2 separate regions of the Mus musculus genome follow, and region 2 is linked to region 1. The links are chromatin loops, found by intact Hi-C in ENCODE. Cell type or tissue: heart. All regions are shown on one strand. Links, peaks and the distances in the headings refer to the core of each region. The heading gives the core; the rest is flanking DNA. Region 1 has its middle 170 kb from the start of Gm22448. Region 2 has its middle 8.5 kb from the start of Gm41469.

Region 1 (10,282 bases), core at 730-8,729:
TCTGACTCTTTCAGCTACTTGTTGGGTGTTTCTGAGGGCAGTAATGTTAGGTCCCTTCTTTTGAGCTCTCCATTGCCTCAGTAATAGAGTCAGGTCTTGGGACCTTCCCTTGAGATGGATCCCACTTTGTTATTTTAACTATTTACATTCCACAAGTTGCCCCCTTTCCTGGTCCCCCTTCCCAGAGTTCATTATCCTCTCCCCTTCCTCCCACCCCACCTCTGAGAGGGTGCTCCTCCACCTGCCCACCCACCCCACCTCACTTCTGCTGGCATCCCTCTTCCTTGGGTTATCCAGTTTCCACAGTATTAAGTGCTTCCTCTGCCACTGAGGCCAGACAAGCCAGTCCTCTTCTACCCATGTGCCAGGGGGCAAGAACCAACCCATGTGTTGTTCTCGATTGGTGGCTTACTTTCTGGGAGCTCTGAGGGTTCTGGGTTAATTGACACTGTTTTTCTTCCTACAGGGGTTGTAATCCACCTCTGGTTCCATATATTTTATGGCTGGAAGGTAACTCAGTGGGAAAAGACTTACATTGCAAATGTGAGGGATTAAGTATGGATGCCCAGGAAGCATGGAAAACTGCCACAATACCATCTAACTTGTATACTCTTACCATGGCAAGATGTGAAACAGAAAAAGCACAGCATCTGAGGGTGCCTGCCCTCTGACCTCCACTATCCCACTAATGTCCTCACAAACAGAAACACATACACATCACAGTGTATATATATAATCATATGTACATACTTGTAAAGGAAATGTGTTTAATGAGCTATTTTATCCATAGTAAATGCTGAGTTCTGTTCTGGAAACACAAGGACTAAATAAAAATCCTTCATGTGTACTGACTGTGTGCTAGTTCCATGGAGTAAGGAGAAACTCACTTTTAAATTTTCAGATTGTAATTCTACAGCTGCCATTTATGGGCATGTGTTACTAGTTTCATTATCTGAGAGGGTAAGTACTAGTGTCTTATACACTAGATTATCTCACTTCTACATATATATTCATTTTCACATCCTCTTTCCTCTGCCTTAAGTTTCATCATACTGAGTATAACCAATTTCTTTATCATTAATATGCTTGTTTCCCTCCTGTCTTATGTGTTTTGGTTGCTTATACACTTGTGAAGAGTCATATAGAGGAATGCATCGATAATAAATGAGGGGGAGTGACTTAGTTAGGTAATGCATTATTTCTCATCACCTACCATTTGTTGTCAAGACAAAGTTTTGAGTGATGTTGCTCAAATTGCCTCTACCAAGGCCATTTACAGCTACAACTTAGATCTTTGAAGATCCCAATAGGCCAAGATGGGAGGTCAGGTTTACCTGGCCTTGACAGACGTTAGTCAAACATTTGAGTTATTAACTTCAGCAGTGTATCATTCTGTGGAAACAGAGAAAACAGACCAATTTCAGGAGAGGGCTCTGAACAATGAGGAAGTATTGCTCCTCCCCAGGGCTTTCAGTGTCTCAAGTTAATTCACAGGTTTTAATTTAAACCCCAAAGGATTGTATTTCTCCATGCAATAAACCACAGGAAAACCCTGAAAATACTGATTTAAATCCAATGTAGCAAAAGTAAATCTTTAAATATATAATGAAGCAAGAAAACTAAGCTGCTCTGTTTCACTTAAAATATAGTAGAATGCTTCGACATCAAGACTTTTAGTGTTTCAATCAATCAAACTTTAATATGCTCTTGCATTAGCTGTTTTTTTTTTTTCTCTTTGCTTTAACAACACAAAGAAATCTAACAAAAGCAAGGTAAAAGCAAAAAGCAGGTAGAAGATTGGAAGTAAACTAAAAGTGGAGAGGGAGACCCCTGGGTTTGGGAAGGCTTTAGCAAAGTAGGAGGAATGTGTAAAGTCAGGGTGTAGAGGGAAGGTTAATCTAATAAATGGGTGTTCAACAAAAAGATGTGGAAGCCTTTTATCTCACAGCCAAATTGAAAAATGTAAGTGGAGGGGCAGGACCACGTTATATCAAGCAAGTAAAGTGTACCAAACTAAAATAAAAGTTTAAGCAGGATTGAAGTAAGGGAGAAGGGGGGAGAGAAAAGCATATACAAAGTAAACAAAACCAAAGAGATTCACTATGGAAATCCACTAGTTAGCAAGGCAATTACAAAATATAATTGAAAGGAAAAAAAAAAAAGAGGGGTTAATGTATGTCTATTATCCCAGAATCCCAACATTTGGTATTTCCTTTGATTTTTGGGGACAGCATCGTTTACATGACAAGACCCAGGACAGCTAGATCTCCACAATGAAACTTGGTCTAAAATGATAAATGGTTTCAATGGAGGTATCTTGCATGGGTGGGCAGTGTCAGAAGACATAGGTTATTAAAGAAAATTATAGTCTTGGCATGTAATTCTTATAGTTGCTTATTATTTAGAAAAGTCCCACAGACACCCAAAATAGCCCAGGTTAGTGCTATTGTTCTTAGCTGCTCAACACAATTAGGTGGTAAGACACATTGACCACGAGACATAGAGAAACAATCTAGAACAACCGGGAAACTGTCTACCTGGCTGACAGTTTTAGTAAGCCTGGAGGATGCTATGCAGAGTACAACACTGAACCCTATATTCTACAATACAGAAATTACAGACAAGGTAGATCCAGCTCTTCAGTAGCAGCATGACTGTTAGAAAGTAACCAACTGCTTTCAAATTGAATTGGAGGCTTGGTCCACAGTAGGGGTTTTATCTCTGGTACTATAAACCTGGACAAAAGCCTATGACTGGGAAAATAATAGTTCTTCATGGAGAAAGACTATTGGTATTTTTATAAATGATCATGCTGACAGACTTCCATTTAAATATTTACCTTTGTACACACAGACTCATGCTGCTGGCAACCTTAATCAGAGAATCTTTGTTTTAATATATGTATTATAGATATAAAATTTATTTGTTCTTACAGTATGAATGAGACATTCATATATGTGTATGCACCATATATGTTTGCTGCCCACAAAGGCCAGAAATGAAATTCCAGGTAGTTGTGAAACAATGTGAGTGCTAATAGCACTCCAGCCCTTGGAACCACAAAGTCTAGGTTTCCTACCATTCAAAGAGATGATATATGAAGTAAATGTAATATATAAATATAAACTAATTTTATATTATAATTTTACAAATTATATTCCAGCGTTTCTCTCTGTAAATGTGTGGATTAATTAACATAGAACATTTGAAATCACATTGACCATGAGCAGGGAACAACTGACATTTTAAAAACATACTTTTATTAATTTCATTACCTTATGGAAAAAAATAAAGATACTCTGTTTTTTTCCTTCTTCCTTCCTTCCTTCCTTCCTTCCTTCCTTCCTTCCTTCCTTCCCTCCTCCTTTCTCTCCTTCCTTTCATTTCTTCTTTTTTCCTAATAGAAGGAAAAATCCTAATAGCAGCAAAAATGGTCAGAAGTACACCTGGTCCCATTCTCAGGAGTTTCACAAAACCACCAAGCTAAGAGCCATAACATATATGCAGAGAACCTGGTGCAGACCCATGCGGCCAGTGCTTGCCATTTCAGTCGTATGAGCCCATATGAGCTCTGCTTAGTTAGTTTAGTGGGCCATGTTCTGTATCCTCCAACCTCTCTGACTCCCACAATCTTTCTTCCCCCTCTTATGGGAGGGGGGCAGGGGTAGTTCCCTGACCTCCTAGGGGAACAACTCAATGGAGACCTCCAATTTAGATTCTCTCTTCATAATGTCTGGCCCGGTGATTCTCTGCTGCTGGAGGAAGCCTCTCTGATGATGACTCGACAAGGAACAAATCTATGAGTCCAGCAGAATCATGTCATTGATTTTTTTTTTTTTTTTTGAGGGAGGTGGGCAGCCAGCTTCAGTTCTACCCTAGGTCTCTGAGCTATCAAGTCTAAGGTTCTTTGCCTAACCAGGCAGTGTCTGGGATGGACTACCTCTTGGACATTCAGCCTCAAGTTATATCAAACACTGGTTGGCTACTTCACAAAGATTTGAGCCTCCCTTGCCTGACCACTTCTTGAAGGCAGGACAGATTGCAGGTCAAAGGCTTTGTGTGTGGGTGGGTATCTAGGTTTCTCTTTCTACATGTAGCCTGCAGAGTAGCATCTATCTTATGCCAAAATACTAGAACATAGGGGTGAAGGGTCTAAGCCACATAAGCTTGACATCTCTCAGAAATAAAATGAGCAGTAAATTAAACTAAATTCATTTACTTAAATGATAAGGGTTGTGGGGACTGCTCCAGGGCGAAACCTTATCTTGAGTGACATCTAGTGGAAGGATCTGGAATGATTTGTACATTTCTACTATAATAATAAGCTTCCACTTAAAATATATGTATACAAGCAGCATAATTTTGCTTTTAACAAGCAAATGTGAAGTAAAGATGTTTTAAAACATTTTGAAATGGAAATTTAGAATGTAAAAAGTTTACAAATATGCTGTTAACATCATTGCTAAAGCAACAGTGTTTCTTTTACTGTTTACACTATGGAAACTTCTATACTCTTAAACTTGGAACAGCGACATCAGTTTTTCTAAACCTTTGCTTCTTTGCTAAGTTATGAAGTAAAATCATTTCGTCAGAGACATCTATTCCAACCATACATTTCTGTGTTACTCCTTGAGTGATATGCAAACTCCAATTTTTTTGTTTCCATTATCTTAGGAGAACACTGGAACAGTTCCCATTCCTCTTTGGCTATTATTTTCAATAGTCCATAAACTATACCTAAGATTGATGATATCTCGTCCCTTTACTTCTATTTATTTATTTGTTCTCAAGGCTACATTGCTCATGTATTGTTCATAACACTTCCCTGTGCCTTTTTAACTTGTGATGTCATTCTTGGTGGTGCATTCTGTGACGTTTCACATTCAGCTTGCTAATATGTCTTCGTGTGATGCTTACATCTTTTGTGAACCCTGTTCATCTCACCACTTTCCCTTTCCTCGGCATCCAGTTCATGCTCCTGCTTTGTACCATAAATTCTCTTTCTTTCTTTCGTCTCTTCACTCCAGTTCCCTTTCTCCTTACTGGTCCTGAGGTTATATTTCAGTGATGTCAATTACACTCTCCATGCAAACACACTCTCAGAGGAATGGGCTTCCCCTGGGTCTCTCAGAGCCCTTTCAATGGATAGATACTTACTCTGCTCCAACTGCTGTTTTTTTTTATGTTGAAAAATATTTTTCCATACAATTTATTCTGATAATGCCTTCCCCTTCCCAAACTCCGACCTGATCCTCCCTACCCTTCCCTGCCATCTAACTCCACGCCTTTTCTTTCTTTTTAGAAATGAACATCCAAACAATGAAATTTTGATTGGATATGAAGCCAAACTGATGAGATGAAACCCATAGCTTCCACTGCTAAAGTATCCAAGAACATGAAACTAGAGAATTAGCTCAGAGAGCTAAGGGAAAACAAAATACTAATACGCCAAAGTAACATAGTAATAAAATGACTCCAAACAACATATTTCTTTACTCATAGATCCGTACCTTGCTCAGGCATCACCAGAGAAGCTTGCTCCTGCAGCAGATAAGTACCTAGACCCACTGTCAGACACTATGTAGAGAGTGGGAGACTTTGTAACACCCAGCACTAAAGGGGAGGTCTGCATCTAGTCCCTCCCCTCAGAAGACACTGTAGTAAGTAGAGAAGAAAGAAAGAGTATAAGAGCCAGAAGAGAGGGAAGACACCAAGGAAACAAGCCTTCTAAACACACCAGGACCAAGACCCATATGAACTCACAAAGATTGAAACAGCATACACAGGGCCTGCACGGGTCTGCATCAGTGGGGTCCCAGAACTGAAAGAAGACATATACAGACATTCCCCAAAACAGAAGCTATTTGTAATTGATAACTTCTTTCAAATAAAAATTTAGTTTAATATAGAAAGTAATTAGAATTTAGAAATTAACAAAGAAAATTACAAAAAAATGTCTGTTCCAATAATATCTTAATTGACAAACAAATTACTCTTAAGGTAGGTCCCATGCTCAGACAGAAACGATCAGAAGAAACCAAACTTATCAGCATCCTTGAAGGTTCTTTTTCTCATAATATCATGTTGGGATCTTTCTTTTTTTCCTTCCTTTCTTCCTTCCTTCCTTCCTTCCTTCCTTACTTCCTTCCCTCCTTCCTTCCTTTGTTCTTCCCTCCCTCCCTCCCTCCCTCCCTCCCTCCCTCCCTCCCTCCCTCCTCCCTCCCTTCCTCCCTCCCTCCCTCCTTTCTCTCTCTCTCTCTCTCTCTCTCTCTCTCTCTCTCTTTCTTTCCTTCCTTCTTTCTTTCTTTCTTTCTTTCTTTCTTTCTTTCTTTCTTATTTATTATTCATTTATTTGTTTATTCTCCACCCCCGTAAAATTTACAGATGCTTTAGGTATGTATTATAGCTCTCAGTTTAGTGTCTTTATGGGATTCCTGAATGGGAATATGAAAAACAAAAGGCGTAGACCTGGATGGGCAGGGAGGTAGGGAAAAATTTGTTGGAGTATATGTTGAGGATATATTGTATGATTTTTTTCAGTGAAAGAAACTATCTATATTTTAATATCTTGAGAAACTACCATAACTTTTGTAATAATCACTATCCTGAGAAACAGTGGCCAAATATGCCCCATTCTGCACAGCCTTGTCAGCATTTGAATCTTTAAATACATTTGAATATGAGTCATTCTCACTGAGATGACATGGTAACACATTATGGTTTTGATTGGCCTTTCCATGATAGTATGGTGTTGAGCAGTTTTAACAAGTCTGTTATCCATTTTGTCTTCCCTTGAATTTAATCTTCAAATGTAGTCTGTAACCTGTATAGCGTTAACTGATAAATCTGCATGTTAGTGTTGCTAAGAAAATTATTATTAGAAAAGAGACATTACTGACAAATATTTCTTGTAAGATAAAGTTGAATACTCTCCCCATAAAGCATAGACTTATTAAAATACTAAAAATGAAATTTGAGTGTTGTCAATAAGGGTGGGAGTCAGTTTCATAAACACAATACCAAGAGAATATGCAAGAACACTAAATTGCCCCTGACATGATTCTAATTTTATGACAATCCAAACAGAAAGAACATAGTCTTTATTTTTTGCACTACTCAGGGTCTTATTAAGTTATTAGTTTTTCAAAGAGAGACATTTAACTATGTTGTGAAGAGGTGGTGGGTGAGTGTTGGTTTAAATAAGAAGCTGAAGGTGATTTGATAAGCCTCCATGACTGCCCTAGATCTTGGCTACGTGAATGTAAACAATGTTACATTACACTCTACTGTTTTCTTTTAAAAGTAACACATAGAAATCCAAGATTGTGTATCCTGGAAACACAATCAGTGTTCATTTTCCCTGGAGAAAAACAAAAAGTCAGAGGCTACCTGTGATTGCAACAGACTTGATGGTACTGACAGAGATGGATTTTGAGAAGAAACTAAGTTTGACAATAGTGTGGGGAGCTGGATTTACACAAATTGAATTTGAAATACTATTCTGGTATCCCCCAAATAAATGTTCAGGCTGCAGTAAAACAAAAAAAGTGCTTTCTGCCTTAGGTAATGTAAGTAAATAAGCAAAAGTTCAACAAAATCTGATAGAATTTGTAATTTACAATAGGAAGACAGGAAGTCAGCAAGGGAAGCATTCCATAAAATGAACTAAAAAATAAGACTATGGTAATATACGACTCCTACATTAAACTATACATGCCTAATGAGAGAGTGAAGTAGGATCTGAGGGTGTCTCATGGAAAGGATGCTGTCTACATTGAAGATAAATCTAATTTGATAGGGATAAGGCAACTGGTTCTCTCCTTGAGTACTATGCTATGAGAGAATGGCCATGTGAAGTTGCTATGTTCCCAGAAGGTTCTAGTAGGGCTGAAGAAAGATTCAAAAGGAGAACTATAGAAAGTATACAATGAATACGAGAGTGTACATAGTAATGCCACACAAGTACAGGGCAGTAACTACTCAACAGAATTCAGATTGAGAACAGTGTTCAACCAAGTTTGCAAGACAGTGTGAAAAATAGAAGCAGACACTTCATATGGCAAGGTGGGTTGATATCCATGGAAACCATCCGCTTTTCTGAAAAGAAACAGAATAGGGATGGAGGGAGGGGATATGAGAGGGACCACCTGGGAGGAGAGGAGAGAACAGGCATTGTGATCGTGATGTAAAGTTAATTAATTAATTAATTAATTAATTAATTAAAGATTATGCCTTTATTCATCTCAGGTATCTGGCATGTCCTAAAGATTGCATCCCCACATAGCTAATTTCACTTGTCCCTCACCATTCTCCCTTGGGCTTTCCTTGTCATTTGTCTTCTTTGGGTCTGTGGATTATACTGTATCTATCTTGTACTTAATGGCTAATATCCACTTATAACTGAGAATATAGCATACATGTCATTTTGGGTCTGGGTTACCTCACTCAGTATGATATTTTGTAGTTCTATTCATTTGCCTGTGAAATCCATGATGTCCTTGTTTTTAATGGCTGGGTAGTATTCCATTGTGTAAATGAACTACATTTTCTTTATCCATTCTTCAGTTGAGGCACATCTGGGTTGTTTCCAGGTTTTGGCTATTATGAATAAAGCTGCTATGAACATAGTTGAGAAAATGTCCTTGTGGGATGGTGGAACATCTTTTGGGTATATGCCCAAGAGTGGATAGTTATTGAGGTAGAACTATCTCCATTTTTTTAAAGTGCCAAACTGATTTCTGGAGTAGATGTACAAGTTTGCACTCCCACCAGCAATGAATGAGTGTTCCTCTTGCTCCACAACCTCACCAGCATATGTTGCCCCTTGAATTTTGGGCATATGGGGGCAAATAAAGCAGAGACTCCTAACAGTGGGGGATATGGATCTAGATGTGTTCACTTCCTCTAGCCAGACAGGACTCCTGATGGAGGGATAAAAACAGTAACCAACCCACAAAACCTTCAAACCAAAATGTGCCTTGCCTACAAGAGGTGCAGGGACAAAAAGTAGGGACTGATCATTTAGTCAATCAATAACTGTCCCAAATTGGGACCGATTCTATGGGTACGAACCAATCCCTGACACCATTAATCATACTCTGTTATGCTTCTAGATGAGAACCTAGCATAACTGTCCTCTGAGAGGTTCCACCCAGCAGCTCATGGAAAGAAATGCAGAGACCCATAGCCAAACATTAGATGGAGCTTGAGAAGTCTAATCCAAGTATTGGGAGAAAGACTTGAAGAGGACAGGGACTCCACAAGAAGCTAGAGTCAATTAACCTGGACACTTGGTGGTTCCCATAACCTAAATCACCAACAAAAGGGGCAAGCATAGGCTGATCCTCTTACCCTGCACATATGTAACAGATGAGCGAGCTTGTCTTCATATGTGTCCCCAAACAACTGGAGCAGGGGCTGTTTCTGAGTCTGTGACCTGCCTGCCTGCCTCCCTGTGGATCCCATTACTATAAATGCTCTGGCCTCAGTGGGAGAGGATACACCTAGTACTGTAGCAAATTGATATGAGGTTGGGAGAGGGGGTAGTGTAGGTGGCTAACACTTAAACTGGGGCTCCCCCTTCCTAAAGGAGAAGGGAAGAGTTGAATGGAAAAGGATAGGACTGAGAAGATACTAGGAGGAAAGCGGCCACTGAAATTGGATGGTAAATAAATGCACTTTTAAAAGTGCAAGCCAGATGAGCAAAGTTCATTAGGTCCACATATGTATATGTAGGAATATATGCATGTACCTATACATTGTATACACACACACACACACACACACACACACACACACACACACAGAGAGTAACAATTAAGGAAAGCAGAGAAAACAGAGTTGAAAAAGAACAGCAAGAGTGTTTAGTGGGAGGAAATGGAAACAGAAGAATGCTACAATTAAGTTACAATCTCAAAAATTAAAACAAAACAAAGAAAGCAGATGCTTGATTCCATTCTTTGAGTGACCTCATTCACCTTTCAGTCTTTTATTCTCAACCACTCATTAGGTAGAGAGAATATTGGAACATCCATCATTGAGAAAGAAAAGTTTTATATTTTTAAATCTCTTTTATCTCTTTCTTTACATCGGGAATGATATTTTCCATTTTTCTCACTAGACTACCAGAGATCATATCTGTCTTTAGGGTACAGAGGAGCAGGTTTGATATGGGGAAAAAATAAGAGAAAATAACAATCTTTCTTTATAAGGTTTTTGCTCCCAGAAGAAAAGCCCCCCTCTCTGAAGATGTCAGCTCTCATGAAGGGGGATTAGAGTAAAC
Region 2 (10,282 bases), core at 1,198-9,197, 370 kb before region 1:
TTCACATTTGTAAGACACGTTTTATTCCTATGTTACCAAAGCATGTATGTATATGCTTAGAGATACAGGTACAACTGTATCCTTGGACATGAAGGAAGGAAAGACATTCAGCAGAGGTGGTAAAATGGAATATATTCAGTAAAAGCATGTGGTTCTGTTTCAGTTAGAAAATGATTATGTTTCCTGGTGAGCATTTTTCCTTTTTTTTTTGTATGTAAGCTATCAGCATTGAAGAATATGCAAACGTGGAAAAATATTTTATTATCTTATTCAGTACCAGATACATGAGACCTGTCTATCATCTTTTCAATCCTTGGTTGCTAAGCCATTTATTCATAGCTTTCAATGAAAGAGTTCCAGTTCTTGCTTATAAGTCAAAGTAATGCTGCAATCTTATATTGTGTCTTGTAGGGCAGCATTCCAGCATTAAAAGAATTCTCCAAGTAGCCCCACAACTACTTGGAGAGATAGTATCAACTTGCTTAAGTTATATCTACGTGATGTGACTCATGAGAAACTGCTGAATCACCTCACGCGCTTTGCAGAAAAAAAATCAAGTTTCTCAGAGAGATGTAATATTGCATTTGGATACTACAGTAGTCAGCAAGGCACAGAATAGTGTCACTGCGAGAAGCTTTGTGATGAAGGCAAGTATATCTAAATCCAGAATATATGTGTGTTGTAAAGAAGTCCTACACTTCATGGGTAGGGGTTCGATATCAACATCACATACCATCGATTGAATAATGATACATTAGAAATCAGCTTTAACTGACGATGCTGGGAGATCAGTAGTACTATAGGATAAGTTCCAATGAGGATTGTCTTTGAGAGACGTGAGACCTAACTTTCATAACTTTGACACTTTGGGTACTTTTTCCATCAATTATAGGAGGAATTTGAGAGATGTTCTACAAATTGACTGCATCATCTACTTGATTTTTAAGATACCTCCTCTCCATTCAGCAGGGGTTTGTGCTGAGCACGGGTAAATCTGTGGAATGCTTTCATCTATTATTAATAATTTGGACTTACCAGGAGGTAAGATTCAGATTGAGCAGGAAGGAACAAAGCAAGAAGAGAGTATATGTATATATGTGTGTGTGTGTATATGGGTGTGTATGTATGTGTATGCATATGTATGTATATATATAAATTATGTATGTATATGTATTATGTATGTATATAATATATGTATTTCTTCTGCCCTTGGAGACTGATAAATCCTTGCTTTACTTCATTTAAAACTGGGGCACTATGGATGTTATCATTTGGTGGATCAGCTAACAGATAATTCTTTGAAGGTCAGACTGGTCACATATGCAAGTCACATATTCTAGGTGAGATATTTGATCTCCAACACAGCCAAGGGACATATCTGGGAGATGATTTTCAAAATGTCAGCAGACGAATTGTGTAATGGTCAATGGTGTAATCAAAGTCCCATTCTAATAAGACAAAATATAAAACCAGAAAAGCTTTCAGAAGTCTGCCTATTGACTCACACCTTCTTCATGGTCCCCAAATAGTTCATTAGTTATCCTCTCTGTTGTTGACACTTAGAACGTTGTTGAGTCTATCAAGCCTTTTTTTATTAATTTAATTTAATTTTTTACTCATTTGCTTTAGATCCTGCTCATTGCCCCCTCCCAGTGGCCTTCTCTCACAATCCTTCCCACACACACACCCTTCTCCTCCGAGTGTGTTATTCCTCCCACCCCACCCCACCCCCTGTATCTCTCCACCCTGGAACACCAAGTCTCTGTGAAACTAGGCACTTCCTTTCTTCCTGAGACCAGACAAGGCAGCCCAGCTAGAGGAACACATCTCATCATACAGGCAACAGCTTTTGGGATAGCCACCAATACAATTGTTAGGGAACCACATGACGAACAAGCTGAACATCAGCTACATATGTGCAGGGAGGCCTAGGTCCAGTCATGTATGCTCTTTGGTTGGTGGTTCAGACTCTGAGAGCCCCAAGGGTCCAGGTTAGTTGACTCTGTGGAGTTCCTACCCATTTGGGGACCCACAATCCATCTTTCTATTCTTCCATCAGAGTCACAAAGATCCATCCACTGTTTGGCTGTGGGGGTCTGTATCTGTCTGAATTAGCTGCTGAGAGGGTGGAGCCTCTTATAGGAGAATATGCTCAAGTCTGCCAGCATAACAGCATATTATTAATAGTATCAGGGATTGGTGGTTAGTCTGCCATGGGCCTCAAGTTGGGCCATCTATTTGTTGGTCATTTCCTCAGTCTCTGCTCCATCCCCTGTGCCTTCATTTCTGGTAGATGGGATGCATTTGGGTTGAAAGTTTTGTTGGAGGGTTGGTATCTTTATTGCTTCATTAAAGGTACTGCCTGGCTACAGGAGGTGACCTCTGCAGGTTCCATATCCCCAATATTGTGAGTGACAGGTAAGGTCACCCTCATTGATTCTGAGGGTTTCTCAGAAAATTGAAAACAGTTCTACCTCAAAACTCTGCTATACTGAGCATGTATGCCAAAAGATGTCCCAAAGCTCACAAGACACTTGCTCAGCTATGTTCATAAACGCTTTATTAGTAATAGCCAGAAACTGGAAACAGCATACATGTCCTTCAACTGAAGAATGGATAAAGAAAATGTGGTACATCTACACAATGGAATACTATTCAGCGAATAAAAACAAAGACATCATTAATTTTACAGGCAGAAGGATCGAGCTTGAAAATATCTTGAGTGAGGTAACTCAGTCCCATGGAGTGCATGGTATGTATTCACTTACAAGTGGATATTAGCCATAAAATACAGGTACTATACTACACTTCACAGACCCAAAGAAGCTAAAAAAGAAGGAAGGCCCAAACACAGATGCTCAAATCTCACTTAGAAGGGGGAATAGAATAGTCATAAGAGACAGATGGAGGGAGGGAACTGGGAGTGAGGTGGGTGGTGAGGGGAGTGAGGTGTTCAGGATCAAGAGAGGAGAGACAGCTGGATAGTCATAAAAATGAATGGAAAGCTGCAACTGATGGGGGTGAGGAGGTGTGGGACATCTCTAGGATGAGATAAGAGTCTGTTGAGTCTTTAGGCCCAAGAATGAAAATGCTCTACTTATGGCTTATTTATCTATACCAGCTTCAAAAAATACCATGTTCCAATATTCATTTTCTCTTACTGTGTAATAAATTCTATAGATGTGTGAAGGCAAAAATGAAAATATTGAAAATATAATTTTTATTTTGAAAGCATTACATGACTTTTATTGAGCTAAAATGAAGTTGATTTTAGACCTAGATGTCTTCTAGAAGCTTTGGTTGCGAGTTCATTGTCTTATTTGTGCTGGTTAATAGTTGGGCCTCACTTCATTTCTTGTGTAAACTCTTGTTTTTCCTGTCTTCGATCCCAGGCATGCTGTATCTCTCTGATTCCTTTTCTGCATGTACATCTTCCTCCCTTGAAATGAGGGACAGATTCCATTTTCAACAATCTGTAGACTAGACTATACCTAACTGTATAACCCAGCCTAATATCCCAACTTGAAATCCTGAATTATATATGCAAAATCCATGTTAACAAGTAATGTCGATCTGTATTCATAGATTCCAGAGAGTGTGGATTCTGAATTGCCATTATCATGTCTGGTATCCGAATCCCCTGTTAGGTGACCCACTACATTCCCACTAGAGGGTACATTGCCTTCTATATCAGTAGCTGCTCATTAAACAATGAATCATAAGGAGTCAAGGCACAGTGACCCTAATCCTGTAGCATTCATAGAAACATCTGAAAGTGTAGCTCAGAATTTTCATGCATATATAATATCCACATACTGAGTACACGCTGTCTCATGCTTACCAGGTCTTATTAGTTTGAGATCTTAGAAACATTCAGATGATATAACTTCCTTTGGAATAGTCCAATGATTGAGTGCCCTGAATTTTAGAATATGACACATGGTCAGAAACTGGATAGAGTTTCAAAGTAAAAGGATGAAGTTTTATCTCTGCTGAGGTGGTTAATAACTGCAGTCGAGTTCTGAGGGTATTGACTTGCCAGATTGAAGTCTGTGTTACTGAATGTGGGCAATGATGATAGTGCTCTTGAACTATCAGGTGTAGTTCAGTTTCCCATCAGTTTAAAGTTCAGTTTGCTAACTCATATGGCCCATCCTTTTCACAGATATAAACATGCTTCTTTTAAAAACCTGGTGCTATTATTTTGTTTAAAACAAAACAGACATACCAGGGATGTACTCAAGATATGGATTATAAGTTTTTTATCCCTATTAAAATTACAATGACAAATGTAACACCTCATTTCTGGGGGAACTATATTAATACTACCTCTAGAGACTCAGAAAGGATAGATCTGGGTTCAACTCTAGAGTGGTCCAAGAATATACATACTATGACAGCATCTTTATCATATGATTCAGTACCCTTAACTGGTTACTTATAATCGCACAAATTTTCCCCCAAAATGCCTATGTTCCCTACATTTAATTTTTGTTTCCAAATTTAATTTTATGTTGCCTGATTTTAGTTTATTAATGTAGTAATTAGTTTGCTATTTTTTCCTTTAATCTTCATGTTAAAGAATGAATTACTTATGCTGTGTAGCTATAATATTAGAGCACTCTGGCTGTCTACATAGTATTACCAGTGAGTTTTATAATTTCCACTTTTCAAAATTTTTATGAGAAAATTTTATGGTTGTTATTTTTTAGGGAATCGCATCTCTACTTCTGTTGGGAAAAAAAAGCCTTTTTGAACTTCAGAAAATGGCCTAGTCTCTCAGTCTTTGTTAAGCAATGACTTCATCTTTTCCTTGCTTCTCAAGAATAGCTTGGTTGGGTAAAACATTGTTGTTTCATGATTTTTTTCCTTATGAACTGTGAAAACCTCAAACTACCTTCTGGCTGCAAGATCTTTGCTGAAAAGCAGCCTTTGCAGAAGAGTAGGACGCATGCTGTGTTTGTTACTTCTGTTTTATTGTTGCCTTGAGCCTCATTTTTTATTGTTGTCTTTCACCTTTGGCGAGCCACTTACAGGGTATCTTGGAATAGGCCTGATTAAGTTAAGCTGGACTGCTGACTGCTGACATTCCTATGTCTGGATATGTGCAAACAGCTTCGGAAGGGTTCTATTGCTAGTTCTTAGAGTGAGCATTGTACTTTTTTTTCAATCTCAGATCCCATTGTTGAAGCCCCAGTAACTCACATTTAGCTCTTCTAATGCTTCCCCATTGTTCTCATAAGCCTTATTTTCACCCTTGGTCCTTTCTTACCCTCCACCTATACATTTCCCAGTGGCCTGTCTTTGAGCACACCAAGTCACTTGAATTTGACCCATCCAACTAATGAAGCCTTCTATTGCATTTTAAAATCTGCTAGGTGTGCTTTTTAGATCAAGGATTTCTGTTTGATTTTCACATTCCTTTACTATTTATCAATTAAAATTATTTGATATAATTATTGAAATCACTAATGTATTCTTGATTCCCACTGTGTTTCCTTGGGCAGCCACATTAGGGTCTCTGATGTTTTGCTCACATTTGATATCCTTTGTTTGAGTCTGACAGTTTCTTTTAATACTTAACTGAGGTAATCATTTCCTGAAAGATCTTGAAGCTCTTTTTTTTAAATACTTTTGGAAAATATTTATTCTAGTATTCATAGTCTGGATCTATTACTCCATCTTTAATGGAATTCTATAGGATTCACCAATTTTCTGGTTGTGTTGTTGCTTCTTTCTTTTCATCACTAGAGGGAGATATAAGTTCAGATTTGCAGTGAAATTGGCAGAAGGGCTAACACTCTTCCAGCACTAGAGATGCAACCCCAGGTATCTCCTAAATCCACACCAGATGTATTACTTTATCTTAGCTCCTAGAACTCCTAAATGGGTAAACTTTCCTTGAAAGTCTCATTGGAGCTATGATATAGCCACTAATGTGGCTAAGCCATGTCCCACCCTGAATTCACAGACTTGCACCACACTAGGGTAGAACCCATGGTTGCCTTCTGCCCAAGACCATTGCTAGCAATCCTAGATCAATGATACGGGACTAGACATTTTATAAAATGGTGTCATGAGTGTCTGTCTGGCATTGCAGCTGTCCTGGGGTTTCTACTGGAGAGTGCTGGGCTGAACATGCAGTGTTTCTTCACTCACATTTTGCATTTCAGAGAGAGAGAGAGAGAGAGAGAGGAGAGAGAGAGAGAGAGAGAGAGAGAGAGAGAGAGAGAGAGAGAGAGAGAGAGAGAGAAATCTGTCCTAGCTTCTATGTGTCACCACCTAGAGAAAAGAGCCTGGCTTCATATTACATTGTCCAAAGTTGGGGTAATGATGGTGATCAAAACTGCTTGTTGCTAATGTGAACATTAAGCTGTGTTACATTTGTGTGGCACAGATTTGCACAGTCTCATGGGTACACTGAGGCTCACAGCATAGATGGCAGTAATATAGAACCAAACCAAAGGACAAGTCTCTACTTGGTGCCATATCTACAGGCTACATCAGTACTTTCCAATGTTGGAGGAAGGGAATGGAGACAACCTCTTGGCTACTATAACCGATGATCACCTGGATCAACTCTGACTCTTGGGATCCCGCCTTCATGGTCAAGGAGTCCAGTGCCTCAGTCACACTGTGAAACTAGCAATATCTTCGATCAAATCTGAAGTTGTTCCCATCATTATGCAGCTATCTGCCTGATTTTGAGGCAATTTTTGTAACTATTGAGCCCTGGTCTGAAAAATGGGGTCTTTGGTTGCTTGGTGTTAAGGGGGCCTAACATTTATCCTGAAGACAACTGTCTATATTGACTTTTATTCTCTTCTTTCAGAGACTGGACACTTGAACCTTGTTATGTTGCCCGAGATTGGAAGATAAATATTGAAGACACTCCAATGACTTTAGGCTAACGTTCCAGAATCCATGTTTTTGAATATTATGCCCACTCTTGTAATTCTTTAACATCCTCACAGTGGAGATGGAATAAGGTATTCTGTCTTCATTTATTTTCATTCTCTAAAATAGAAGAATATATCTCTCTAATCTGTGTGGTGGTGGGGTACAAATGAGATAGGCAACATTTTCTTTCCTGCTTTCTTCAATACATCTTCTTTTATCTGAAAGCCAGAATGATGTACTTCTACCCGGTTCCCTTAGGAAGGCAGTAAACTGCAGTGCCAGGAAGAACTGGGAAGGATAGGTAGATGGCCTCCCAAAGAGTGGTACGGAATACAGACCTTCATGCCTACCCACGGTCACATCTCTCTCCTCACATCTTTCGACAACTTGTGTAGCTCTTAACAGAGCTTCTCCTGACTACTTACAACTCATCTTTTCAAAGCAGATAGAGCCGAGAGCTCAATTTTTAGTATTTGTGTAGTACTTTCTGAATTACTTTTTAATCCTAATTGTGAATCAATGGAAGTAATCCCCCAGCACGCAGAACCATGAACATCTGAGCTTTGCTTGTGTCACTACCTCATGCAGCCTCAAGGTGCTTATTGGAGTGCTGATATTTTCATTAGCTCATGAGACTTATGGCTGCCCTTTGCTTTGTAGTTGCTATTCTGGAGGTCCTTGTCATGTCTTCTGTTCTTCATTAAATTTGCACATGGAATCAAAAGAAATAGTTTTTTTTTAACTTAGTATCTTAGCAAATAATGGTTCATATTAACTAAATAACATCTAAGAGTTTTCCCCCTCAGTTTAACAGTGTTTTCATCTTTTTTTTCGTTTTTTGTTTTTTTTTTGTTTTTTTAATTAGGTATTTTCCTCGTTTACATTTTCAATGCTATCCCAAAGGTCCCAAGTATTTTTAAAGTGATAATACTTAGAAAAAAATCTGTTCACATACTAAGAATATTGAATAAATTAACAAAAGCATCAAATCATATAGAACATAATATGGTATCAATTTGGAGAAATTGACTGTAATGTGAAAAGTTAAAAAGCAACTTAGAAAAACACTACAAGCAGTAATTTACATATGGTTGACTATTCTAGGGTTGGGGTGGTAGCCCAGTTGTAGGGTGCTTCCCTAGTATATTCAAGACACTAGCTTCTATCTACTGCACTAAAAAAAGGCATTTTAAAAATGTGCTTAGAACTATAACAAAGTGGGTCAGGATACCAGGATACAAGGGAACATGTCACGGATTATCTATCCAATGAGACTTTCCTATGTCATTTTTCCTTCATGTTTTAGGAATACCATGAATTAAAATTAACCTGTGCACTTCACTGACATTATAAAGTCATTGACTTCATCAAATTTTTATTTTGTTTAATATATTGGCCATATATTCTGAATGTAGGTAAAGAATCAAGAATTCAATGACTTAGTACTCTAACATTCTCACAGGTAAATTTGTCTGACCCCAGAGCCTTTACTGATGGCTTTTAGCATGTGTTGGCTCTCTATCAAACACATGTTTATCAAACACATGCCAGGTTCAAAAATCTAAGTACAGAATAGCAACAAAATATAATATAGACATGACTGCAGAATGCTTTGAAATGCTTTAGTTCTCTGTAAAAAAATATTTAGATCTGGATTCATTTCTATTGAAGTTTGTCTTTTCAGTATTGCTAACTTAAGAAAATGACTCTTTCGTCTAGGAGGCAAAGTATCTTGTGGATAATCAGCTAAGAAGCCAACTGAACAGGTGGTAATGAAAGATGCTGTTAATGAGAACATGGAATATTCCAGGAGAGAATGGAGAGAAGGGAAAGAAAGGTTGGTGGAGGAGGAAAGCAGGTGTCAGTGAGGAAGGTACTCACCATGAGCAGAACAAATGCATGTGTTCTCGGGCCTGACAGAGGCCTAAAGGTTAAGTTCAGATTATATGGAAAGCCTGTCCTGTAGCCAGTGTTTCTCCACCTCGATTGCTCCATGTTTGTTCAAAAATAGACCTCTATCCCTGACCTTTGGCCTGCTGCCCTTGGGTCCCAAACATCTGTGCCTTCCACTCAGCCATGACTGTCATTTTTGCAAAGGCAGCTGGCTATGTTTTGTTTGATTTTGTATTGTGGTTTTGTGTATTTTTTAAACCACTGTCTTAAAAAAATACGACACCATTTCTATTAGAAAAACCATATATCTCTCTACGAGAAGGAAAGAAAATATTAATTCGTGCCAAAATTATCCTATGAGTCTAGTAAAACTGTCATTCATGGTAAATTTAAGTGTATCTTGTTCTTGGGGTCTATAAAGGGAGGAAACAGATATAAGCAGAGTAAAGAAGTGCAGCAATTTAATAGTGTATGCCTTATCACAAGGTTGGACTTCTGTAGTCACCCTAATGCTGGACAACTTACAGATTGTTTGCTCCTTTTAAAACAGAGTTTCTGGCTCATAAAAGCAACAAGAACGTGGTAACTTCAGATAAAAATACATTGTACCTCTCCAGGAGGTTTTTGCTAAATTCGAGCAGGCCTTGAGTGTAATGTAGAAATTGGAAGTTTCCCATAGGTCTTAACTTTTGGTAAAGGGTTCAGGTGAACTCAAACATACTTGAGGATGAAAGCTTCAAGCATCATTTATGAACCTTGAGATGTAGTCATCCCCCAAAGCACCAAGGGAAGGGTGAAGAGCCACACCCTACATGCTGTCTGTCTACCATACTTTCCAGCTGCTTGTGGAACAGAATTTTCTGTGATTTCTGTGTGAATGGCTTGGATCCTGATCATACTGCAGATAATAAGAATATGCATCCTTCCCGTCTCCTTCTGAGGGATCCTGCTTCCATGCTTGCCTCATTATTTGTCAGCTCTCTGATCAAAGACTTTGGTTTTGGTGGGCTTCTCCCTGAGGACTCTGGCCATCTCTTTATTACCCCACAATTTCCTCCAGCCTTTCACGGCTACTTATTCTCAGTATGTAATGATAGAAACTTTATTCCACAAATTCAGAGAATAAAAGGGGGAACCATTAGAATAATACCTGATAGGGGTAATTATTTTAGAGGTTAGGGAATCATCTCAAAGAATAGGTAGCCACCATTGCGGAGTTTACTTATTATAAATTGTCATACAGAATTTAACAAAATGACCAGTTTTCTCTAGGTTTCCTCTGTGCTGAGGTTTCTGGAAGTTCAAATACTCCACTTTGTGTTTGAAAATTTTCTTCTCTTCCAGTTCACTGTCATTGTATTTTATCCCTGAACATTCATCTCTTCAAATCCTGCTTCAGCAAAGTTCAGACAAACAAGCAAAACATAACGCTATCAAACAAACTTACTAAAAAGAAAAATAATATAAAACACACAACAACATCCTGTCT

What was found. Peaks named below come from ENCODE experiments on the same cell type or tissue, not always from the same donor. Only the 100,000 strongest peaks of a DNase experiment are listed, where the experiment ranks them.
Region 2: it touches region 1 in a loop (6-fold over the local background); 4 of 42 quality-filtered maps call a loop at or near these places.

Annotation. Positions count from the first base shown.
Region 1 is chr16:66,082,444-66,092,725 of GRCm38, forward strand. No RefSeq gene overlaps it. Among named protein-coding and RNA genes, the nearest start is that of Gm22448, 170 kb to the right of the region's middle. In heart, for the core only: a CTCF peak has its summit at 4,279 (motif pointing left); no DNase peak of the experiment used is centred there.
Region 2 is chr16:65,710,073-65,720,354 of GRCm38, forward strand. No RefSeq gene overlaps it. Among named protein-coding and RNA genes, the nearest start is that of Gm41469, 8.5 kb to the right of the region's middle. In heart, for the core only: a CTCF peak has its summit at 5,754; no DNase peak of the experiment used is centred there.